Linked DNA regions of Mus musculus: regions 1, 3, 4, 5 and 6 are each linked to region 2. A link is a loop called in an ENCODE intact Hi-C map of the cell type or tissue named here. Cell type or tissue: heart. All regions are shown on one strand. Region 1 holds the start of Washc4 (WASH complex subunit 4). Region 2 holds the start of Nfyb (nuclear transcription factor-Y beta). Region 3 holds the start of Hcfc2 (host cell factor C2). Region 4 holds the start of Txnrd1 (thioredoxin reductase 1). Region 5 holds the start of Tdg (thymine DNA glycosylase). Region 6 overlaps Glt8d2 (glycosyltransferase 8 domain containing 2).

Region 1 (4,000 bases), 780 kb after region 2:
TCAGCCTAAGCTACATAGTGAGTTCAAAGTTAGTCTGGGCCACGACAACAAAAACCCTCTTGTTATAGATTATGCAATGAGCACAAGATACGTGCTAGCTATTAATAAAGCATTACTTCTTTTATTTAGATTTCTAAATGTAAGCATCTAAGTCATAAAATATTACAAAAGGAATTTTGAAATAAACTTTAAAAAAAACCCTGCCATAATAATTAATTTCTAACTCAAAAGCCTGGGAGGATGTCACTGTGAGATGCTTGCTAATGACCAAGTGGATCAGTGATGCAATCACCATCATGGCTGTTCCCTCTGCTACATAAAGCCACTTTTATGATGACAGCCATTGGCTTCTGTATCGTTGTCTCCTCCACTTCCAGGCTAAGTGATCTCTAGAGAGTTGCTTCTTCTTAGCTCAGGGCATCCGTGGAGCACGTGACCTACACTAAGCCAATGGGTCCACCCCTCCTGATATTTGGGTTTCTGAGATTGGCTGGAAAGTGTGCTCAAGTAAAGAAAGGCTAATCACTGCTGGCAAGACTTGATTCTGGGACTTTTGTTCGAGTTATCAGTTCAGCGTGCTCTTTTTCTCTCGTGGGCTAGATTTAGTCTTGTGATAATGTGGGCCCGAAGCTGCCAACAGCTACCATATGGAACCTAAAGAAGGCTGCCAGAACTGCATGCTACAGAAACTGAAAATTCCAATAGGCCACCCTGAAGCCAGAGACACACTAAGTCCACATGTGTTTGTCAGCTGTCACTGTAACAAACACTTTTGTTAGAAAAAAAAAGCATTTTCTAATTTCTTTGCAATGCCAGGCATGGTGACACATGCCTGTATTCCCAGCACTTAGGAAAGCACTTTACAAAGTAAAGATGTTCATTTGTGGCTCAGATCTGTAGAGGTTTCCCTCCATAGCCTTGTCACAGGCCCAGGAGCAGCAGGGACTCTCAGCTACGATAATGAGATCTTGTCTCAAAATAAAACCAAGCCCAAACCTTAGCATCTCAGAACATGCTCTTCAAGAGAACATTCTATATTGATTTGTGGTACTTTATATAATGCAAATAACTTTAAAACTCTGCTTGAAAAAGACTCAGCTAATAGACACAAGAAAAATTTAAGAGCCACTTTGTATTAATGAGCACCTACCCGTTTTCAAGTAATCCAGTCTTCTTTAATGAGATTTGAATTCTTCCTATGCATTTGCAAACACATGAGCATAAATAAACGTTTACGTCGATTGTAGATGTTACAGCAAATATGCATTGTTCTAAAATCGACTCCTCTCCTTTTTTTTTTTTTCTTTTTTTTCTTTAATGCCATTTGAGACCTATTTCATTTTGTAGCTTTCTAGGAGTTCAGAGTATGGATGTCTTAAATTTTACATTATGATTTTTTTTTTGATGCTATTTAGACTGCTTCGTAGAAGTACATACTAAAAACTGCCCTGATAGAAAGCGTTTTGTGTAAACGTTAGGATAGATGTAGAACTCAGGGTAACACAGTTCCCACCCCACCTTCTTAAAAGCAAGGAAAGAAAGAATAGTGATCTATGTAAAGCAAACCCAGTAGTGAGATTGCTTGGTGGCGTTCTTAAAGTCATTACTTTTTTACACACACAGGTCTTTTCTCAACAAATAATCTGCACAGGAAGTGCAAGGGGATCAAGGAATCGCGAGGGTAAAGACAGAAAGGGAGCTGGTGAGACAGGCATCTTGGTCCAAGGGCTCGGGCAGTGTCCAGGTGAAGGACCGGGTCTTGCGTTGGGCCCCACCCGGTTATTTCCATTCTTTCCAGGTTAGACTGAGGGAGTAATCCCCTAGGATATAAAAAAAAAAGAGCCTCGAGGAACGGAATGTGCCCTGAGAACAGTCGTGAACGGCAGCGAGACCAGGAAAGGATGCAGGATGCCAACGGCAGCCATCACTATGGCGGCCGCGCCGGGAGCAGGCGGTCGACTCGCTTTCCCAGCGGCTCCCGCGGTCCGCAGGGCCGAGAGTCCACTGGCTCTGGCGTGCGGGGGCGGGGCCGAAGCCGGAAGTCACGTGCCGTGACAGCGGCTGGGGTGAGGCCCGCGTCGCGGCTGTGGCTGCTCGGGGCTGTGTCTGTGGGAGGTTCCGCGGCGATGGCCGTGGACACTCTGTCGCCCGACTGGGACTTCGACCGCGTGGACGACGGCTCTCAGAGTAAGCCCCGGCATCGGGCGAGGCGGGCCGGGCGGCGCTGCGGACGGAGGGCGGCGCGGTGCGGCGCCGCGCTGCGCAGCCGCCCTCTCGGGACCCTCCCGCTGGGTGGGACTGGGGCGCTCTGCGTGACCGTGTGGTCGCGTCTGGCCGTGCACTCGCACCCTGCGTCCCTCCCGGAATCGGTGACGGGCCAGCGGTGCCATCGCTGGGGAGCCCCGCGCGAGGCCATCCTCCCGGGTTGTCCATCCCGTCCCAGGGTTTGCCCCAGATGCTCAGCCTTCAGTTCTAGAAGAGTCTGGGTTCCCGTTTCGGTTTCCTGTTTTTCTTTGCTTCTCAAGCCAACTTTTGAAGTTTGGATTCACGTTCTTAGAACCACAGAGACAGCTAAAAACAGCTCTTTCTGGCCTTAAAAAAAAAATCAACCAACATAGGAATATCTTATTCCTTCTCGGCCCTTTATTGATTTTTAAATAGCTGAAAAGGTTTTTAAATCTATTTTAACTTTTTAAAAAATCAGATCTGCTTCGCAGTTGCCTCATGACGTCAAGTCCAAGTTTATGTTTAAAATCACTTCCAACCCCAAAAGCCTCATAGTTTGTTTCAGCATAAATGGACAACCCAAACTAATTAGAGACACTCTGGAGGTTGATTTGTTTGTTTGTTTGTTTGTTTGTTTTTTCTGTGTGATAGAAGATATATTGGGGCGAGTTGCCCAAGAAATTTTTAAATGCATACCTTTCCCAAAAGTAGGAATGCCTTTAAAAATAAAGTACAGCTGCATTATGAATTATTTTACAGAGATACTAGACCATGTACAGATTCCTATGTAACTGTGTTTTGCCTTTACATCTAGTTGAACTATGTTCAGGGTGCTGGGCAGATCTTAAGATATTGGTCTTAGTCAGCATAAAGAAAAATCTAGATGGAAGGATAGTAACCACCCCTTCTCCTCCCCCCCCCCCCCCCCATTGTGCGCTGAGGTCCCTACTTTAGTTTAATCTAACCAAAGTTGGAATGAAGGTATACTGGGTTTCAGCTTTAAGTGGAATGAATGATCAGTTATTTAGACATAATCAGTTTTTTAGATGCTCAGGACTGGGGAAAGGAGTGGAAACAGGACGTGGGTGAGGACACAATATAAAAACCATGTATGTATGAAAATGCCATGGTGAAACTCATAATGTTGTTTACTAACTTTAAAAAGTAGTAGGAAAACTACAAGAAATGCAGTTTGTTGGGAGGGGGAGTATGTTATGCACAGAGGGCCACTGGTTCTTAGTCTCTTCTTGTACTTTAAGAACTTTTATGAGTTCATAGCTACTTGTTATCTTACTGGCAAGGAATTTAGTGTTGCTGTCGTTTACCCAGGTCTAACCAGGTGATCTCTTAGCATGTCTTTCAAGTACAGTCTTTAAGAACCCATTTGCTGGTCAAAGGATGCTTTGGTCATTTCCCATGTAATAGAGTAAGACATTAACACGGGGTTGTTAGCAGTAGGTAAGAGGTCTCTCTGTGCCTGGCTTTCATTAATTTTGGGGCTGTGAATCATATCTAGACTAATTGTTTTCCAAAATTATCTAAGTGAGTGCTGTAATGAGACAGGCGTCTTAGTGAACTGAATTGATGCCCCTGATTCACAAACTCAGTTCAAAATAAAGGACAGATGTCTAGTCTATATTTCATGCAGTGTGAGTCAGAACATAGTTTATTTCATGACAGCTCCAAACTTCAAATTTGAAGGAAAAAGCATTTTTTTTTTAGAAGACAAAGATTGAGTAAAGTTATACACATCAGTAAAAGAAATGAATTGGAA
Region 2 (4,000 bases):
TAGCCCTGAATTTGCTTTACTAGTCAATATTCATCACAATACTCCAAATAAGGGATCAGATTATATGTTATGCAAGAGACTGAAAACTCAACACATCTAAGTTTCATAAAATATTCACACCAAGGATAGAAATGCCCTACTCATAAACTTGAATTTTTAAGGATGGATTTGTTTTTTTAAAGTGTTTCGGAGATGTACACATTTTTAAACTGAAAAAGGAAACAAACATGTCAGACTAAAATGCACTGAAATTATCTTACGTCCTGCTGGAAAAGACACACACAGCCTTGCAAGAGGGCACACCAAACAAACAAACAAGTCCACGGGGCCTTTATCAGTGTGAAGTGAAATTGCATCAAGACAGCGCTTCGGTCTCACTGTAAGCAATTACAGTACTGGGACCTTATTTGTTGGTTCCCCCCCCCCTTTTTTTTTCCGAAAGGAAACAAATAAATGGGAGGAAAGGTGCAAATCAAACATCCTTTCCATGTTCATGACTCGCATCGAAGCATGAAGTGTAGTAGGGAAAAAACAGGGCTGTTGAATTTTAAAAATCAGCCAGCAAAGACTACCTGACATTGCTATAATCTTACAAGTAATCTATATTGCCTTCCCATATATGCCCCTTTTCTAGATCCAGAATGTTCCTGTAGCTTTAAAAGGTGTGTTTGAACACTCAAACACTGAAGGTTGGGTATGTGTATGCATCTTGCTTAGAGTGGGAACCGGGGGAGAGCCTTACCAACCCAAATAGTTGCTAAGTATATACTTAGACTTAATCCATTAAGAATATCTCTCTTCATATGGAAAGCATTTTCTTCAGGGCAGGTTATAATCTGTGTAATAGCTCAAGGGAATGCATACATCTGCTTGGTGTTTGAAGAAATGCAAATCTGTATCCAAGAAAAGCAGATTCCCTTCCTCCAACCTCCTTTCTTTGGCATCGACAACCACAGCTTTGCATCGATAGAATCCTTAAATTAAGCTACAAAGAGCAGTGCAGAGGAGGAATCATTTGCCTTTAAAGGAATTCTGGTTAAACTCTCAGTATCTCATCCATAAAGCTCCTATTTATTAATGCCACTACTACTGACCAGTTGAGCCATCACTTTCTGTTACCGATTAGTTTCCTTACTGAGAGCTGAAGCCACTCGGGTGATTTGTGGCACCATCTACAAAAACTAGGGTCTGTGAAGATTAGCGGGATGCCATTTTTTTTAAAGGTCGTCTGCTACCTAACCTTGTCTACATCAAACAGCCCTCTTCTAGACTTTAGGCATGAAAGGATCTGCGGGTGCTCCGTAAATTCTTTGTTCTCGCAGACCCTCCCGCCCCCCCAGCACGGGTGACTGAAACCTCCGTGCAACCTCCAAGGCTCCCTTCCCACCTTCGGGGCAAGTCCGGGGCGAGCCAGGCGCCAGATGGCTGCATGCTGTAGGCGCGGAGCGGGCCGGGGGCCCGCCAGGCCGCTCGTTCCTCGCAGGGACCCGCCGCCTCGGCTCGCAGGTGCCCGGGCGGCCCCGCGGAGCGCATCCCCCCGCCGCCCGTGCCCAACGCCCGCCGCCGGCGGGATGCGGGAGACAAAGCGGCCGCTCCGGGGCGCAGCGTTCCCCGCCCGCCGGCTCCCCGGACAAAATGGAGCCGGCCCGGGGCTGCCGCCGCGAGAGCCCCGCAGCCGCCCGGCCCAGCCCGACCGCGGCTCGCGGCCCCGCGCACAAAGCGCCCGCCGCCCCGCGCCCGGCCCGGCCCGGCCCGGCCCGAAGCACAGCGGCCTCGCCCGGAGGCCCGGCCCGCCCGAAGACTGCGGACTGCGAGTGCCCCCGACCGCCGCGGCGTTGGCGGCGGGGACGGCGCCGGGAGGAGACGGACATTTCATTCGAGCTAAAGTGGAGTCGGTTTAGGAGCGATCATTGGCCGAAGCGAGACACAAACCTCCAATGCAGCCCTGGTTGGCTCCCGTCTCCAATCGGCTGTTTGGTTGGACAGAAAATGGCTGCGAAGGAACCAGTCCCAGCGCGGAGCTCCACTTCCAGGACTCGGCCTCCCCTCCCTCCGCCGCGGGCCGCTTCCCTCTACGTGACACCCTCCCTCCGCGACGCCCGCGCCCGAGGCCACGCCCCGGTCCGCCCCCGGCCCCGCCCCGGAGCCTCTGAGCAAGGCGCGCGGTCCGTAAAAGCGCGCGGGCGGGCTCTGGATGTTCGCTCTTCAGGGCGTCCGAGAGGCCGGCGTTCTCATCCAGAGCTCCACGCGGAAAGGCTTGCTCTGGCTTCTTTCTCCTTCCAGCTCCTCCTTCCCCACTAACCAGCGTCTCGCCCGCCTGAGTTCAGCCCCGGAGGGGATCTACACCTGAGCTACTTTCCAGAATGCTTTAGGCACCTAATGTTTTCTAGGTATCCCTCCAAGCCACCTCAGGCACACAGCGTTCCCTCTCAAGTCACAGTGAACAAAGATGTTAGTTTTTCATTTTAGCACACCATCCCCTTCCTCCAAGTTTAACAGGTAGGCTGTCCCAGCCGACTTCCACCCTGTACCCTGGTGCTGTGTTCTGGTGTTAGGTCTGCCCTACCAAGTTGGCTTACTACCTAAAGTGCTCATTTCCCAACCAGATAACACTGGGCTGCAAAAACTCATGGCCTCTGTGCATTTAAGGCCTTCCCTGTCGGCCTCACTGAAATCTGGATCAAATGTCCCTTGGCTACCATTCTCCCTTGTGGTGGTGATCCAAAATGTCCTGCATGGCCAGCCACTGCAAAGTACTGCAGGATACCTGCACCCAGATAGATGGAAAATTATTGTCCTAGGACTTAACAAGGATAAGTAAGCAAGACTGAAAGTTCTAGGTCAGCCAGAGATACATTAAGACCCTGTCTTTAGAAATAATAGTATGGCTGGGTCAGGCAGGTGCACGCCTTTAATTCCAAGACAAGGGAGGCAAATCTCAAGGCCAGCCTGGTCTACAGAGTGAGTTCCAGTACACCAAGGCTACACAGAGAAACCCTGTCTGAAGAAACAGAAACTGTAGTAGTAATAATTATAGAAGGCCCTGGTGTTGTGGCTTATGCCTTTTAAACCCATGACTGGGGAGACACAAACAGGAAGATTGGAAATTCCAGACCATCTTGGGCTCCCTAGTGTGTGTGTTCACGTCCAGCCTGGGCTACATAATCGGACTGTATCTCAAAAAAAGAAAAAAAGGTGTTTGGGTGTATATTCCATATAAGTATGTGCATAAAGTATACAGAAAGATTGAAATATGTTATTTATTGATATCCCGCTGTGTCTAGAATAAATAAATATTTCTCAGGTAAATAAGGAAGCAAGAACAAATGAGTCTTTCTCGGTTATTTCAAGAGGAGTTAGGAGCACCACCACCTGAATCTACCAAATTCTAGGACACCCTCCTCTTCCTCTCCCTTCTTCTCTTGTTTTGGTTTTGTTTGTTTGTTTGTTTGTTTGTTTGTTCCAAGGCAGGATGTCTCTGTGTAGCCCTGGCTGTCCTGGATTTCACTCTGTAGACCAGGCTAGCCTCAAACTCACAGTTCTGCCTACCTCTGCCTCCCCAATGCTGGGACTAAAGGAGTGAACCACCACCACCTGTGGGCCCAGGACCCCTTCTTACTAGCCAGATTTACCACTCTGTTATTTCCTTTTAAAAAAAATTAAAGATTTATCTATTTTATGTATATGAGTGCACTGTCACTGTCTCCAGACACACCAGAAGAGGGCATCAGATCCCATTACAGATGGTCATAAGCCACCATGTGGTTGCTGGAAATTGAACTCAGGACCTCTGGAAGAGCATTCAGTGCTTTTAACCGCTGAGCCATCTCTCCAGTTTCTTTATAACAGAAATAATATTAACTACTATGGCTCATTGCAATTTATACATATAAAGACCTAAAAAGGTTAATATTCTAAAATTTTTGTTTGGTCAGTTTGTTTGGTTTTTTTTGAACTGTTTCACTATATAGTCCAAGTTGGGCTTAAACTCAAGATCTAT
Region 3 (4,000 bases), 65 kb before region 2:
ATGGCCAGAGCCCTCTGATCTGTAAATAGACGTCTGCCTCTCTCATCTTGAGAACAGTGCCTGATTAGACCATCTGTTATTGAGCTCATCCGCTAGTCTTCCCCAGAGTCCTCAACCGAGACCTTGCCCATAGCTCTCAGAGGTCTGCCACACTTGGGCACTGGTGTCTTGCTCTACAACTGGCTCTTCAATGCCCTGTAGCTAAGGAATAGGATTGGAAGCAGTAGTAATATATAAAGATTATAGAAATTATTTTACTGAATGACAACTATGTGCGAGGTGTAGCCTGAGAATGGCACAGGTTCTTGCTTCCATGGCAACAACTCCAAAGAACAATAGACTATGCTCTCTGCATCTCCTCCCCCACTCATTCTTTGGCTCTCTCTAGCCTCTCCTCCTCCACTTAAAGTGTTTAACTCTAGGCCAATAGCAACCTCCTAATTTGCAAATCCAACACTTCCTCCTCCTACATGAACTCTGTGTGGCTTCTAAAGGAAATGGAACACTAATAGCTAAGAGGTCAAAAGGGAACTTGGCGAGGACTGATATTTAGAAGAAGCCACAGGCAAAGGGAGGTTCATAAAGGTGGAAGTGGTTTTCAAAGCCAAACCCATAGAACAAGTCCCCAGTTCCCTTTTGCCTTCTGTTATAACCTTTTAAATGCTGGTTTCTTAGGGGTACAGCTCACCCTCCTTCTCTACCCTGTCCAACCTTTCCTTCACGTGTTACCTACATTGGTGTTCTGTTCAGACTTTCTCTCCAACTGTGAGACAATTCTAATGTGTTTATTCTTTTTTAAGATTTTCTTTGATGAGTACAGGTGCGTTGCCAGCAGGTATGTCTATGAACTACAGACCCACCTGGTACCTGTGGTGGCCAGAAGAGGGTGTAGATCCCCCAGAACAGAGGGTTCCAGACCATTGTAAGCAGCTATGTAGGTGCTGGAAATCAAACCCAGTTTTGTTTTTGTTTTTGTTTTTGTTTTTGTTTTTTTGATACAGGGTCTCTCCATTTAGCCCTGGCTGTTTATTCACCATGTAGGCCAGGCTGGCCTCAAACTCTTACTCCTGAGTGCCATTCAACTCTTTCAAGGCACAAGGCTTGTGGCACTTTGATATAGCAGGCCTACAAAATAGACTCTTTCCAAATTAACACTGAGTTTGCAACTTTTAAGGGTTTCCCCCTTAGTCTTTTTGTCTAAGAATATTAACAACACTATAAAAAGAAGCCTCCGCATGAAAATAATGACCTGCTGTGATGGTCGATATTGCTGATTTGATACTATCTAAACTTACTTAGGAGACAAGCCCGTGGGCAGGCCTATGAGGTTATCTAGATCAGATTAATTAAGGTGGGAATAGATGTAAGGTTGAAATAAATTAAGGTAGAAATAAACTGGGATGCCATCCTGGACTAAATAATAAGGCAGCCCGGTTCCAGCATCCGTGGCTCTCTGCAGATGAAATTCCACCAGCCACTTCCAGCCAAGCCTCTTCATTATGATGGGCTTCTCAGTGAGGGGAAACAAACCCTTCTGTCCTTCAAAGGTTTTTGTCAGGGGATTTTTTCACAGCAACAAGACAACTAATACACCTAAATGAACCGAAAATCACCTTTGGGGTTATCTTTTGCTGTGTAGGCTTGTCACCTCCAAATCTGAGCCGTGCTCAGGCCCTGCACTTAGCCACCGTGTCCACTGTCCTTGTCCTGCAGTCTGGGAGACCCTCCTTTGAGATGACAGATTTGCCTTAGGCGCTCCCTGTGCTCTCATCACTTGGGACCTACACGGCAGGCAGCTCTTCTCCAGTGCCTGTGATAACAGTTTCCAGGGCGTGACGCTCCTACACAGAAGATGCTCCAAGTGGACCTAAAGGACAAAGCTGTAACCTCCTCCCCGAACACCCCACTGAAAGCCACAGAGAGGAGGGTTGGCAGGGTTGGCGGGAGGGGCTCCATCTTGGCGGAGCCCCGAGGGCCACGTCGCCACGGGCTGGGGGGGCGGGGCCCGCGGGTCACGTGCCGGGCCTCCCGCGCACAGCTGGAGGCGGCGCTCGTCCTCCCCACGAGCCGTGGAGCCCGTGGCGCGCGGGGCATTGTGGGCCGAGGGGCGGGGGTTGGGAAGATGGCGGCTCCCAGCCTCCTCAACTGGAGGCGGGTTTCCTCCTTTACCGGACCGGTGCCTCGCGCCCGGCACGGACACCGAGCCGTGGCCATCCGGGAGCTGATGATCATCTTCGGCGGGGGCAACGAGGGCATCGCGGACGAGCTGCACGTCTACAATACCGGTAGGCGGCGGCTCGGCGACCCCGCCTCGGGACCGCGGAGGGGGAGGGGAGGAGCGGCGGACGCGGGCCTGACAGCTGTCACCGCCGGGTCGCCGCTACCCCAGCCGGGCAGGCGGCGGGGGAAGATCGGCTGGGTCGGCAGCCCGAGCTCGCAACGTGTTGGAAGGCGGCTCGGTGCTCGCGGTTCCGCGGGCTGGACGTGACTCCACCGGTAGACATCGAGACACCCCGGCCCATCCCTCCCCGTGGACCCGAGACGGCGGGTTCCACGGCTGGGCCTCCACCCTAGGGCCGGTCACTTAAGGGGTGGAGATCCCGCCAGTGTCAAGAACAAAACCCACCCCAAGGCGGGCCTCGGTGGTCTTTGCCTTCCCCCAGCCCCCTTCTTAGAACCTAGAGAGTTGAGGGGCGGGGAGGTTCTCCTGGCTGCCTCTTCAGCGTAGGTACAGTTAGTACCGGGCGGAAGCCCGCAAGACAGTTCTCTAAACTCGCGGCGGAGAGAGTTGTGGGTGAACGCGGACTGGTCTCTGATTAGCCGATGTCTGTAGTGTATGTGCTCTGCCCTTCCGGGCTGGTCCTCGCCAAGGGGCTGTCATAGCTAAGGCACCGCTGCACAGCTCGAAGTGTCACTTGTTAAGGGGGCAGGTCTTGACCTCCGTGCTGGTTGAAAGTATATTTTCTCCACTTACAAGTAGTCTAGCAATCATAGGAAACTAGTTAAGGCTAGATACTGAATTTGGTGTCGTTTTAGTTCACAACCTACAACTTTGATGAAACAACTTGATCACAGTAGTCCTCTAAAAGCTAAAAACGGTAGGAGAAATTTTGTTAGTTTTGACTCTCCTCAGTACTCCAACAGAAAAAGTTTTGAAGATGTTTGATTTGGTATAGTGTAAATACCCTGGGCTTAGAAGAAATTGGGTCTGTTTTGAATCTTGCTTTGGCAATTGTTCTAAATCAGCATTAAAGTTACCACGTCTTTCTAAATCACAGGTTTTCCACTTCTTTAATGGGGGGTGACACCAGGATTTTTTTTTAAGAGTACAATGATGCAGAACAGGTTTTCTTTTCCTTTTTCAATACAGGTTTCTCTGTGTAGCCCTGGCTGTCCTAAGACTAGCTCTGTAGTCCAGACGGGCCTCGAACTCACAGAGATCAATGAGCCCCTCGGCCTCCCAAGTGCTTTACTCGGACTAAAGGCATGTGCCACCAGTGCCTGCCCCAGATCTGGGTTTTCAACAGCAGCATTATTACATTTTGGGACTGGTGATTTTTGGCTGTGGCTACTACCTTGTATGTTGTAAGATGCGTGCTGGCATCCTCAGGCTCGAGCCATGGGTTGGTAGTTACACCTCCATCCCAGTTGTGACAACTATATATGATTTTAGACATTGTAAAATCAGTATTCTTGGGGGAGCAAAATAGTCCCCAATTGAGAACTGTTGGAATAAAGGATGGATATGCATGCATGAATGTATGTATGTATGTATTATTATGTAAGTATATATACACATATTCTTTGATTATATGTATAGATCCTTTGACTAATATATTTATCACTCATGGAGTGTGGTAACTTGTTATAATTTATTTTATTTTATTTTTCAACTAGTTACAAACCAGTGGTTCCTACCAGCTGTTAGAGGAGACATCCCTCCAGGCTGTGCAGCCCATGGATTTGTCTGTGATGGGACTAGAATCCTAGTGTTTGGGGG
Region 4 (4,000 bases), 96 kb after region 2:
TCCCAGAGGTCCTGAGTTCAATTCCCAGTAACCACATGTTGGCTCACAACCATCTGTAATGTCTGAAGACAGTGACAGTGTACTCAAATACATAAAATAAATAAATCTTTAAAAAAAGAAAAAGTAACATCTCAACTGTGATCCCTCTCTGACCAGTCCATGTAAGACACTTTCAGGGTCAAGCTATTAGAATCCTATAATCACAGCATTAGTACATTATTGTAACTTAGTGATAGAAGAGCCTCTCTCTACCCTGTCGTACTCTTGAAACAAGTTGCACTGTCTGTATTTTTAAGAAGGGGGTGTTCATGACCTTCCTTTACAGACTGTCCCAATGTGCAGTGCCTGAAATACGGCAAACAGAGCTTGGCTGGGGAGCCAGGGGTAATCAGATTTGCCATCCCTTGGTCCTTAACTACGTTTGCCCTGAACACTTTGGAGCTAGACACTTTGTAGCCAGTCCTGACACTTGCGTATCAGGGGCTGCTCCGGTTCAAGCACTGCTTGTACACACACAAGAAATGAGCAGCGGGCAGTGTGGGCTAAGTATCTGGTCAGCCTGGCAGCCTGTGTGTCCGTTTATGCAAGTTTCTTACTGTCACCTTGGAAGAGCCTAGAAGGAAAGTGGGGAGGCCAGTTCTCAGAAGGCGTGGCTTCAGGCTGGCAACCTTCTCACCTAGTTTTTTTTTTTTTTTTTTTTCCATAGTGGGTCAGACAATTCATTCATTCATTCACCAAGCATTCTTAGTAGCCTAGAGGCAGGAGGCATGAAAGGACAAGGCCTTCTTTGGTCGATGCTGGTGGTGGTGTGCCAAGTGTTTTCCTTAAGGTGAACCCCCAAGCCCGATTGGGACGAGGAGGAAGTATTGTAAGGGGAACTAGTCATTTCTTCTCAGGGTAACTCAGGATGAAGTAGGCATAGCTTTAAAAAACCAGGGAACTTCCTTAAGAGAATCACCAGACTTGACTAATCCATTACCTTAGGTCACTGCCGCCTTTGCAGTCAATTAGATTAACTTTTGGATTTTTTTTTTTTTTTTTTTTAAGAAAACAACTATTTGGCAGGGTCACAGCCAGTGCCAGGGGCATCAGATCGTCTGTATGGGTGCCGGGCGTCAATATTTTTAAAATTCCTCATGTGACTAACGCAAGCTTGTGTAGATAGCAGCGCCTTAGGGCTGAGCCCGGGTTACTCACTCCACACTCTTACTCGATTCTGGTTCCCAACATTCTTTGAATAGCAGCCGCGGCCTTTGGGTCGGGGGGCGGTTCCGAGCAGCGAGGATGTTGTACGGTCCAATTAGGAGCTCTCACTTTGCGGGGACAACCGGGACAGGTTGCCGGGGCTGCGCGGGGACTGGATTTTTGCTTTGTCATTCTGACACGGGCAGTTCGCCCGCCTACTAAGAGCAGGGCGTGGCTTCCCGGAGCCACTAGGAACCCGCAGCTCTTTATCCTCAGTTTGCTTCCGTCAGGCCTCGCGTCCACGCGGGAGGTGCGGGACGCCGACACCGCGGGGCGAGAAGAGCTGGTGGTTTCACCTTCCTTGTTCATGTAAGCTCTGTGTCAGCGTGGAGCTGACCGCTGGGGACCTGGGATGCCCGGGACGGTCGCTGGCGGGCCTGGGAGCATCGCTCCGGGGTGGTGCTTTGGAAATGTCCGGGAGGGGATCGTTTAATGTGCGACTGAGCAGGCTGGGAACAAGCTAGGGTAAGCAGAAGACAGCCCGGGTCACAAGCTTCAGGATATGAGGACTTGGGTCTGGCCCTTGTCTGCTGATGCCTGGCAACCAGAGAAAGTGGGTATTCTTTGTAGAGCAGTGATCTTGAGGTATATATAACACTGTGACGAGTAAGTATATAAATCCGTGATAACATTAAGGAGTTTCATGCCTTTACAAATGTTTCCACTTCCTAAGCCCCATGAAATTCCTTGGAATTGGCAATCGCATGTTTCCTAGTGGCTTGCCCTTCTTGACCCAGGCAGTTAAACAGGGCAGCTGGGACTACAGCACAGCCTTTCCCTAACTGAAGGAGGCGGTGCAGACTAGTACAGAGCAGAGACAATCCTGCCTGGATTGAGTCTCGCCTCCAATGTTGACCGGCAGCTCGAACTTGCCCAAGTTGGTTGACAATATGTAGCTCGGTTTCCTTTACCTATGAAATGGACATGGTAATTTGGTAATACATCTAAAAGTACATTGTGAAGACTAAATGTTTATATATATATAATGCTATAGCACTTTGTAAATATATCTCACTGTTGGTACTAGTACTGAATAACTATGCTTTTAAGTGCTGGTGTCAGTATATATGACATACTGACACTACACACACACACACACACACACACACACACACACACACACACATATTCATTCATTTAGCTGTGGGCTACATTTTCAATAGTTCCAGACTTTTCCGAGTTCATTACTTTGTGAAATAGGACCATCCTCCTCTGATGTCATCCAGAGCGGATGGATAGCGTCTTTGTGGACCTTCGTTTTGCCCGCGGTTTCAGATTCCAGGAAGCCCTGGGTGTTGCATTCACCCGGCGCAGCGATCAAAAACCAGACCACGCAGTGTTAATGTTAGGTGGCTACGAGGCTGGTGTTTTTAGCCGCCATGCAGAGCTTTTCTGAGTTCTGGGGGTCCTGGAGTCTTGCTGGCCCGGCTGCTTAAGGGTCGGAGTCCACTGGCGAGAGTGACCCAGGGCGCGTGGCGTCCCGGAAGCCCCGCCCGGAGGAAGGCTCACTGCCGCTCTGCTTTGTGCCACAGAGGGCGGCGGGGCCTTGCAGCGGCGCGGGCGAGCGGAAAGGCCGCGGGAGGCGGCGAGCCAGCGGAAGGTGCGACCGGCGGAGGGCGGCCATGGTCCAGCCCTGAAGGTAGGAGCTGCGCAGGTTCCCCGATCTCCGGCGCTGGGACACTGCAGGCTGGCGACCCACGTGCTCAGATCTCTGAACCGGGAGGAGCCAAGCCAAGCCATTTCTTCTTTTGTTCCCTTTGCTCGGGTTTTCCCTCTTACATTCTTTAGCGTCAGGGTGAATAGTATGGGGAAGTCTTGAGAAAAAAACGCGTCAGGAAATACTTACCCCTTCCTCATCAGGCCGCCCTATCACCTTCCTCTTAATTCTCAGAGGCATGGGGTACCAAGAAACACAGGCTCTGGGAAACAACCACGAGTCCCATGGGTTGAATTTGTTTCCCGTCAGGCATTTCTTTCTCTAGCTCAGAGTTGAGTGGATATAAAAGAACCTAGATCTACCCTTCTGTGGCAAGTATGCTGGTCATCATTTTCTGGTCCGTCGGTGGAGGGGTGACAGCCTGCAGAATTGCAAAAATGTATGATGAGACACCAGGCAGTGTGTTGAAGTCGGAGGACATTGTGGAGTCGGTTCTTAACGTCCCTATGTGGATCCTGGGGATCAAACCCCAGTCGCCACACTTGTTTGCAAGCACCTTCCCTCAGTGAGCCATCTCGCCAGCCCCTCTGTGATTTTTCAGAAGTAAAAGATACAGGAACATTTGCTTTCTTAGTAAACCTGAGGCCTGCTAGGTGTAAAAACACTTAGATGTATGTGTCACTAAGAAGAACATTAACAATTACTTTGTATTTTTATTTAGTCTTCTACCAGAAACATCTTTGAAGAGTGAATATAGGGACTGGAAGTAGATTTCAAAGGTGAATAGCAAATGGGTGGGAACTAATTAAGGGAGCTAAAAGGCTTTTCCTTTAGTTAAAGCACTTGCTCCCCTTAGGCCTTCAGTTTTCAAGTTAAATAACAAAGACCTGGCCGAGGTCTTGGGGGTGGGGATTCTGCCTGTGTTGTAAATGTATATTGAGAAGTTTCTCCATAACCTTAACCCCCCCCCCCATGATTTTTAACACCAGTGGGGTGGGAGTAAAAAAAAAGCCTTTATAAGCTTTGGGATGAACTTTGTTGTCCTGTTTCTCTGACTTTAGTTTCGGGGCCATGAGTGGCGTTTGTAACCTGTACTTC
Region 5 (4,000 bases), 130 kb before region 2:
AGCTCACATCACAGAAGGGAGAGATCATTGTAATTTAACCAACGCCTCTTGTGAAACAAACCAGGCAATCTAATTCAGTCGGGCTTCTCACCATTTTCTGCCACGTAACCTAAAGAAACAGGGAAGCCTAACACTCGAAGATGTCAGTGTTCTGGATTCCTCGGGACAATGGAAGAGAGACATGGTGGGATGAGTGATCAGCCTCTCAAGGACTGAATGGTGGCAAGTTTCCTGGAAGTGCCCCCATTATTTATTTATTTATTTGCTTTACATCCCAGTCAACCTCCCCTCACAAGTCCCTCCCATTACTCCCTCCCTTCTCCTCATAGTACAGTCACTTGACAACATTCACTTAGGTGATACCCAAAGTGAGTGCTACCACCCCATCTTGGGACATCAAGTCATAGAAGGACTAATCATAGCCTCTCTCACTGAGCCCAACCAGGCAGTCCAGCTAGAGGAAGGGGATCCAAGAACAGGTGGGGGCTCACATAAAGACCAGGCTTCAATCTGCTACAAATGTGTAGGAAGCGTAGGTCAAGCCCTGCACGCTCTTTGGTGGGTGGTTCAGTCTCTGTGAGCCCCCATGGGCCCAGGTTAGTTGACTCTGTAGGTCTTCTTGTGGTGTCCTTGCTCACTTCTATCCCTCACTTTTCCACAGGACTCCCAAACACTGCTGAGCCATCTCACCAGCCCCCTAGAAGTGTTGTTTATTGTTACATAAAAGGCACTTTTAGCAAGTTAACTTCTGCATACCCAAACCTCTTCTATGATCTAGGGGTTATGAAGGAGCCATTGCCCAAGATTCTCAGACACAGGAGACTACCTGGTCTGCCAGGTACGTCTAAGGACTGATACTGTAAAACCCTTTGAAGGAACAACCCCCTCAAATCTCAGATAACAATCGCTGACAAGAGGCTACCTCAAAGCCTAGGTGTCATCACTCTGGGATTCACGGAGAGGGCTAGACGCCGTTAGACAACTCTCTGGCCAAACACCCACAGCAGACATTGAAAAGAAATTAAATGAAAACTCTTGGGGCTGGAGAGATGGCTCAGCGGTTAAGAACACTGACTGCTCTTTCAAAGGTCCTGAGTTCAAATCCCAGCAACCACATAGTGGCTCACAACCATCTGTAATGAGATCTGACTGCTCTCTTCTGGAGTGTCTGAAGACAGCTACAGTGTACTCACATAAATAAATAAATAAATAAATAAATCTAAAAAAAAAAAACAAACAAACTCTTAGAACCTCCGAAAGTCAAGTATGGTGATACATGCCCTGTAATCCCAGTCAGTATGCAAGAGAGTGAACAGGAGACTTGCCTCAGGTTGAGGCCAGCCTGGACTACAGCTGCAAAGCTCTAAGCCAAGTCAGGGGTACACAGTTTTGTAATTATCTCAAAAACCAAAAGAACCTCCGAGAAATCGAGGTGAGATTGCTGTCTAAGGTTCTAAAGCAGAGATGCATCTAGCATCTAGGCGAGTGTTTGTCCATCTCCAACGTAGACAACTGTTTATGGAAATCTTTGTAATCTACCAAGAGCTTCCCCTTACAGATTAGTAAACTGAGGCCCAAACATTGGTGGCTTCCAATCTTAGGTTTTCCAGTTCCAATCAGCCCTACTCCTCATCACAGGAATTGACAAGAAAGACAATTGAAAAGAAAGAATGTTGTTTTGTGTAAGGCACAATATTTATTTATCATTATTATAATTATCATTTTAGTTTTTCACGACGGAGTTTCTCTGTGTAGTATTGCCTGTCCTGAAACTCGCTCTATAAACCAGGCCAGCCTCGAACTTAGTTCTGCCTGCCACTGTCTATGCAAATGCTGGGTCGCCCAGCCAAGACACATAGTTGCGGGGGAGGGGGTGGTTGTTTTCATTTTAATTTAATTAACTTTACGTCCCGTTCACAGCCCCACCCCCACCCAGTCCCACGCTTACAAATCCTGCCCCCTTCTCTTCTCAGAGAAGAGGAAGCCCCACTTGGGTAAGACTCTGGTACATCTAATCTCAGCAAGTGTAGGCACATCCTTTCCCACTGAGGAAACACGCAGTCCTCTTCCCCCAGTCCGCGCTGGGTCCACTGGCAAGGAACAGAGACCTAGACAGCCCCTGTTCCACTTGTAGGGGACTCACACGGACACCAAGCTTCACATTTGCTACAAACGTGTAGAGGGGTCTAGGTCCAGCTCCTGAAAGCTCCCTGGTTGGTAGCTCAGGCTCTGTGAGCCCCAAGTCAGGTAGCTTTTAATCCGCACAAAATTTGAGGTGAAAAGACATGAATTTGCCACCACGCATAATACATCCTAAAGGCCATCACCCTTAACCCACACCTTCAAGGAAACTTAGAGCCCACAAAAGCTGACGTCAGCCGGGCGCTCCCCATCCTCGCCGAGATCCACGTTTCCCGAAAGGCTAAGCGGCGGTCGGGGCGCCCCGAAAAGGACACGCCATTGGCCTGGCCAGCATCACGTGATGGCGAGGCCGCCGGCCTCCTCGGAGGGGGACGGAAGTGCGCTGGGGACTCGCCGCGGTGATGTAGCAGCGTGGGAGGGGCCGAGGCCAGCGCCGTCCATCCACCGGCCGCCCCGATCCTGTGGTGAGTCCGCGCGCTGAGCGGCAGAGCGGGCGCCCGTGGGCTCGGCAGGAGTGGCCGTACCCTCGGCGGCGCCGCCATGGACGCAGAGGCCGCGCGCAGGTAACGCGGGCGCTCGCGGCTGGGGTCGGTCAGGGCCGCGGCCCGCACAAAGGCCGGCTTGCGCGTGCGCAGTGGGGACCTCCCCGCTCCCCACACGTCCCCCCCCCCTCCCAGGTCCGCGCACGTCCTCTGCCTCCCGTACCCGCGAGCTTTAAAAGGTGGTGTGTGCCCGGCCGCAGCCTCCGCCCGCGCGGTTCTTCACCCTCCGTCACCGTGGACTGTAAAGGCGAAGCGGGTACCCTGTGGCCGCGGTTGCTGCGGGGTCCTTCTCATCCTCGCGGGATAGATACTATTGCTGTGGAGTGTGTATAACACGCTAAGAAGTCAATCTGTAGATGTCTTTCATTCTGGGATGGTCTTTAAAATTGTCCCTTAGTGGTAATGGGGATGTCAGGGCGGGCCTGACAAAGTATAGGTTTGGGGATTTAGACTCTTCGCAGAAAGCTAAGAAAAACAAAATGGCAAGGTCTTCGCAGGTAAAAGGAATGGAGATTTAGGTATTAGCCCTGCCTGGCGAAGAATTAGCTTGCCTCTAAGTGGCAAATGGACATTGAACTTAGGCAAGAGATTCTGTCTTCAGCCCGCCTTCCCACTCGACGGCTGTATTATGGTACATCTTTGAGCAGATTGACGGGGGCTGATGGCAGTCCATGGGAGTTGAAATGAAAGTCTGGTTTACCACTCAAAGATCCAAGGGACACTGCAGAAGGGCCTCTACTCACAGGACAGGTAGACCTATCTTAAAGCCTTTACCAACTACAGGGTGCCAGGGACCTGCTGGTGAAAGTGGGAAATATGCCGGCCCAACTTTCAGAGGGGTTTGTAGAACTGATAGGTTGAACTGGAGTCTACATAAATACATGCTGAATGGATGCAATAGTGAATCATTAACAAAAAGAGGCACAATATTACATGTGTGTGTACGTGTGTGTGGTCTGTCTCTCTCTCTCTCTAACCCAAGACTAAATAGTGTGTGTGTGTAAGACCTTGATGTCATACTACTGAAATGATTTAAAAATGAACCCAGATTTTTATTATTATTTGGGAGTGTGTGGTTGGGGATTGAGCCCAGAGCCTCCAGTGTGCTAAGCAAGCTTACCACTGAGTCATGTCCCTCAGCCATCTTCTTACTCGTTATTTTGAAAGGTCTTGCTGTGTTGCCTTGGCTACCCTTGGCTTCACTCTGTAGCTCCGGTGGACCTTAAATTCATGAGCCTCATGCCTCAGCCTCTCAGATGGCTGGGGTTATGGGCCTTTCCTCCCAGGCCCAGCAGGAACTGGAAATTCTGACTAGT
Region 6 (4,000 bases), 97 kb before region 2:
AGCCTTCTTAGAGTGATGATACCAAGAACATCAGAACCGTAGTGTGCGCGTGATATTGATCTGAAGGGCTGTGGGATCCTCGGATCAGGTTCTTATGGGAAGACAGGGTGAACGTCTGCGTCCCTATTATTTCAGGACTCTTGTTCAGAAGCCAGTCCACAGCATCACACACATACAGGGCAAACACACAAGAAAGGGCAGAGCCTCACAGGCCCAGCAGCTCTTAACTCCCCAAGTCAGAACTTGTCTGCTGTACTGCTATGGTTTTTCTGTTGCTCTCCATTCCTTAGTCAAGTTGCCCAAATGTTAACAGCAAGAGAAGGAACTAACGAAAGGGCGTGACCAGTGCTTACATCAAATAACTGACCATCCTTTAGCATCAGAACAGACAAAACCACTGTCACTACCAAGTGATATTTCAGCACCAGAATGCAACCTACATTGTGAAGAATAGTAACCAGGCTATGGATACCTGATTTTTATTATGTTTGACCTCTTTTTGCAGACAGTTTTATAATACTTCTCTCACTTAAGTCCAAGGTAGCTATAGCTGATATGTTTATGTTCAATAAACACTTACTGAAACACATTACTAGGTATATTTTGTAAATGGCCTCTCTATTTCTTTTTGGGTTTTTTTTTCTATCTACTTCTGTTTCTCCTACTAGAAATTGTTTTTCATGATCTAGTTCCTTACTTGAGAGAATCTCATAATATACTTTGAAGGGGAATAATATAAAATTCTTAGCTGGGTGTGCTGGGTACATGTGGAGGCAGAAGTAAGTAGACCTCTGGAGTTTGAGGCCAGCTTGGGCTGAATAAATGAGTTCCAGGCCAGCCAGGGCTGCATAGTGAGGCCCTGCAGAATACATACATACATACATACATACAAACATACATACATGCTTTCTGGTATTTGAGTCCAATATGACACATACATAGCCACAAGTTTATCTGTGTCTATTTGTGAAAATATAAAGGCTAGAGAGATGGCTCAGCGGTTAGGAACACTGACTGCTCTCCCAGAGGTTCTGAGTTCAGTTCCCAGCAACCACATGGTGGCTCACTACCATCTGTAATGGAGTCTGATGCCCTCTTCTGGTATGTCCGAAGACAGAGACAGTGTACTCATATAAATAAACCTTTAAAAAAGAAGAAGAAAGAAAAAAAGAAAGAAAGAAAGGAAGGAAGGAAAGTATAAGTGATTTTAATTTTGTTTGCGTTTCTTTTTTTTTTTTTCAAATTCACTAAGTGACCACGAATTATTTTTTTATAAAGAAAATAGTGTTTTGGGCACAGCATCTCATGCAGCCCAGGCCAGCCTTGAGTTTCTGATCGTCTTGCTCCCACTTTTCAAGTTGTGAGTTCACTGCACGCCCTTTTAAAAAGCAAAACAAAACCCAACTTGTTTACGGATTGTTCCTCTAGAGGCAAGCTGTCACCATGCGGCCACGTGAGTTGATCTAACTGACATACAGGCTTGGCTGTGCGGATCACCCACAGTGAGTGGTGGTATTCAGCAATACCAAACTCCTCGTGATTTCCTCAACACCAGGTGGCGCACGCTCTCTTATCTGCCTTTACACATGCTGCTCCTGCTGTCTGGAATCACTCTCTGCTCTTCGTGGTTAACTCTCACGTATCCATCCATCCCAGCTGCGTACTGACATCCACCGCGCAGGAAGTTTGCGACAACTTCCCAACACGTACAGGGTTCTGGGTGCCTGCTGTGGCTGGGTTCGTTAGCTACACTGTTCATTTGTCCATTCCTATTGGGGAGCACCACGAGGGCAAAGGCGGCAGAGTACTTGTCTCTATCCACTGCTTCTGTCCTAAGGACTGGCACCAGAATAGATGCCTTCGTCAGTTATCCCTGTTTCTGCAACTGCAGAGCCTATTTTTGTGCCTGGTTTTCCATCAGACTGTGAGCTTGTTGAGTCACTCCGCTGAGCCTGGCTCCCTGGAAGTACGTGGTGAAAATCTCCTGTGAAGAGCTGAGCTGCGGCATGGAGTGGCCCTAGAGTCCAGAGCCCTCCTGGATGTTTGTAGAGACAGGGAGATAAGAGAGTGGAAAGGCATGGGTAAAGCTTGGAACAGAAATCTGTCAGTCTCTGACTCCTGAGTGCTAGGATTAAAAGTTCGCACCTCTATGTCTGGCTAAATGAATGATATTTAAATAATAAAAACAAATAAAGATTTTTGTGGGAAACTTCCAGCCAAAACAGAAAAGGATCTAGGAAAGCTTAACTATTTTTGCTTAACTATTTTGTGTGTGTGAACATGAGAGTTTATGTATTCCTACATGCATGCACAGGCCAGAGCGGAGTGTCCAGTGTTTTCCTCTACATCTCTCCAAGTTACTGTTTTGGGGCAGGGTCTCTCACTGAACTGAAGGCTTGCCATTTTGGCGAGACTTGTTGGGCAGAGAGCTCTTGAGCGCCACCTGTCTCTGCCCCTTCAACACTTGGGTTACAGGTACCCATAGCCACATTTGGCTTTTTGTACGGCTGCTGGGGAGGCGAACTTGGGTTCTCGTGCTTGCAGAGTGTGGTGTCTTGAACGAGAATGGCCCCATAGGCTTGTATATTTGAGTGTTTGGTTTCCAGTTGGCAAGCTGTTTAGGAAGGATTAGATGGTGTAGCCTTACTGGAGGAGGCGTGTCGCTGGGGCTAGGTTTTGAGGATTGGAACGCCCATGCGCACCACAGCTCCACCAGGCACAGTCTCTCTCTGCCTCCATTAGGAGACTAAAATGTAAGCACTCGGCTCCAGCTCCAGTACCAAGCTGCCTGCCGTGTGAGCCCACCATGATGATCATGAACTAAGCCTCTGAAACGGTAAACAAACCCTCAGTTGAATGATTCTTCTCCAAAGGTACTCTGCTTATGATGTCTCCTTACAGCAATAGAACGGTAACTAAGACACGGAGCGAGCACTCTTACCCACTGAGCCTTCTCTCTAGCCCCCAGGTATACAGGATTTTAAAACCAAAATTCAATCGTACTTTTCAGTAACTTGTTTCTCCATTTAGCATATATAGGAATCTCTCCTTGTCAACTCTGTATTTTTTTTTAAAGAATTATTTATTTTATGTATATAAATACATTGTAGCTGCATTCAGACATAACAGAAGAGGGCATCTGATATCACTTTACAGATGGTTGTGAGCCACCATGTGGTTGCTGGGAACTGAACTCAGGACTTCTGGAAGAGCAGTCAGTGCTCTTAACCACTGAGCCATCTCTCCAGCCCCAGACACTTTTTTAAAAAAAAGATTCATTTACTTTATGTATGTGAGCACACTGTTCCTCTCTTCAGACACACCAGAAGAGGGCATCAGATCCCATTATAGATGGTTGTGAGCCACCATGTGGTTGCTGGGAGTTTAACTCAGGACCTCTGGAAGAGCAGTGAGTGCTCTTAACCACTGAGCCATCTCTCCAGCTCCCTCCAGACACACATGTTTTAAATTATTTTAAATGATGTATGTATAATTTAATGTGTAACCAGATAAAACACTGCCTTTGTAAGAACAGAGACAATTTTACTCACTAGTGTTTCTAGGTCCTAGGTATTGGCTTTAATGATTTACTTATTTTTATTTTATGTGCAATGGTGTTTTGCCCACATGTATGTCTATGTGAGGATGTTGGATCCCCTGGAACTGAATTTACAGACAATTGTGAGCTGCCTTCTGGTTGCTGGGAATTGAGCCGAGGTCCTCTGGAAAAGCAGCCAGTGTTCTTAACCACTGAGCCGCCTCTCTAGCCAGGCATTTGGCTTTAAAAACAGAAATGTGAACCAGACTTTTGTGGCACAAACTTATAAGCCTAATTAGTGCTTGAGAGATGGAGGCAGAAGGATCAAGAGTTCAGGGCCATGATCAGAGAAATAGCAAGTCCAAGGCCAGCCTGGAATGTGTAAAATATTCTTTCAAAAAATTAAATTTAATTTAAAAATTAAGGAAAATATTATTAATTTTAATTATTTTATTATTAGTT

Evidence for each region. A loop is a pair of places that touch in the nucleus more often than their neighbours do. Peaks named below come from ENCODE experiments on the same cell type or tissue, not always from the same donor. Only the 100,000 strongest peaks of a DNase experiment are listed, where the experiment ranks them.
Region 1: it touches region 2 in a loop (2.5-fold over the local background); 3 of 42 quality-filtered maps call a loop at or near these places.
Region 3: it touches region 2 in a loop (4-fold over the local background); 7 of 42 quality-filtered maps call a loop at or near these places.
Region 4: a loop joins it to region 2, with 5 times the contacts of the local background. A loop is called at or near these places in 14 of 42 quality-filtered maps.
Region 5: a loop joins it to region 2, with 3 times the contacts of the local background. A loop is called at or near these places in 2 of 42 quality-filtered maps.
Region 6: it touches region 2 in a loop (5-fold over the local background); 6 of 42 quality-filtered maps call a loop at or near these places.

Annotation. Positions count from the first base shown.
Region 1 is chr10:83,541,916-83,545,915 of GRCm38, forward strand. It overlaps Washc4 (WASH complex subunit 4), which reads left to right and starts at 2,026. Exons shown (of 33, transcript NM_001033375.2): 1 at 2,026-2,187. The coding sequence starts at 2,127. In heart, CTCF peaks have their summits at 2,300 and 2,501; a DNase peak (open chromatin) is centred at 2,036; H3K4me3 peaks cover 1,758 bases; H3K27ac peaks cover 1,438 bases.
Region 2 is chr10:82,762,072-82,766,071 of GRCm38, forward strand. It overlaps Nfyb (nuclear transcription factor-Y beta), which reads right to left and starts at 2,070. Exons shown (of 8, transcript NM_010914.2): 1 at 1,933-2,070. It also overlaps a transcript of Hcfc2 not described here. In heart, no CTCF peak of the experiment used is centred here; a DNase peak (open chromatin) is centred at 2,010; H3K4me3 peaks cover 2,764 bases; H3K27ac peaks cover 2,507 bases.
Region 3 is chr10:82,697,022-82,701,021 of GRCm38, forward strand. It overlaps Hcfc2 (host cell factor C2), which reads left to right and starts at 2,093. Exons shown (of 14, transcript NM_001368720.1): 1 at 2,093-2,285; 2 at 3,898-4,000. The coding sequence starts at 2,123. In heart, a CTCF peak has its summit at 2,267; DNase peaks (open chromatin) are centred at 510 and 2,100; H3K4me3 peaks cover 2,141 bases; H3K27ac peaks cover 1,768 bases.
Region 4 is chr10:82,857,747-82,861,746 of GRCm38, forward strand. It overlaps Txnrd1 (thioredoxin reductase 1), which reads left to right and starts at 1,460. Exons shown (of 15, transcript NM_001042513.1): 1 at 1,460-1,554; 2 at 2,778-2,884. Gm38560 (predicted gene, 38560) reads right to left here and starts at 1,262. Exons shown (of 4, transcript NR_156010.1): 1 at 1,211-1,262. In heart, CTCF peaks have their summits at 2,024 and 2,783; DNase peaks (open chromatin) are centred at 1,365, 1,995 and 2,785; H3K4me3 peaks cover 3,368 bases; H3K27ac peaks cover 3,653 bases.
Region 5 is chr10:82,627,334-82,631,333 of GRCm38, forward strand. It overlaps Tdg (thymine DNA glycosylase), which reads left to right and starts at 2,505. Exons shown (of 10, transcript NM_172552.4): 1 at 2,505-2,705. The coding sequence starts at 2,683. In heart, no CTCF peak of the experiment used is centred here; a DNase peak (open chromatin) is centred at 2,468; H3K4me3 peaks cover 2,465 bases; H3K27ac peaks cover 2,101 bases.
Region 6 is chr10:82,665,094-82,669,093 of GRCm38, forward strand. All of the region lies in intron 3 of Glt8d2 (glycosyltransferase 8 domain containing 2), which reads right to left. Among named protein-coding and RNA genes, the nearest start is that of Glt8d2, 24 kb to the right of the region's middle. In heart, a CTCF peak has its summit at 1,551 (motif pointing right); a DNase peak (open chromatin) is centred at 1,548; H3K4me3 peaks cover 698 bases; H3K27ac peaks cover 515 bases.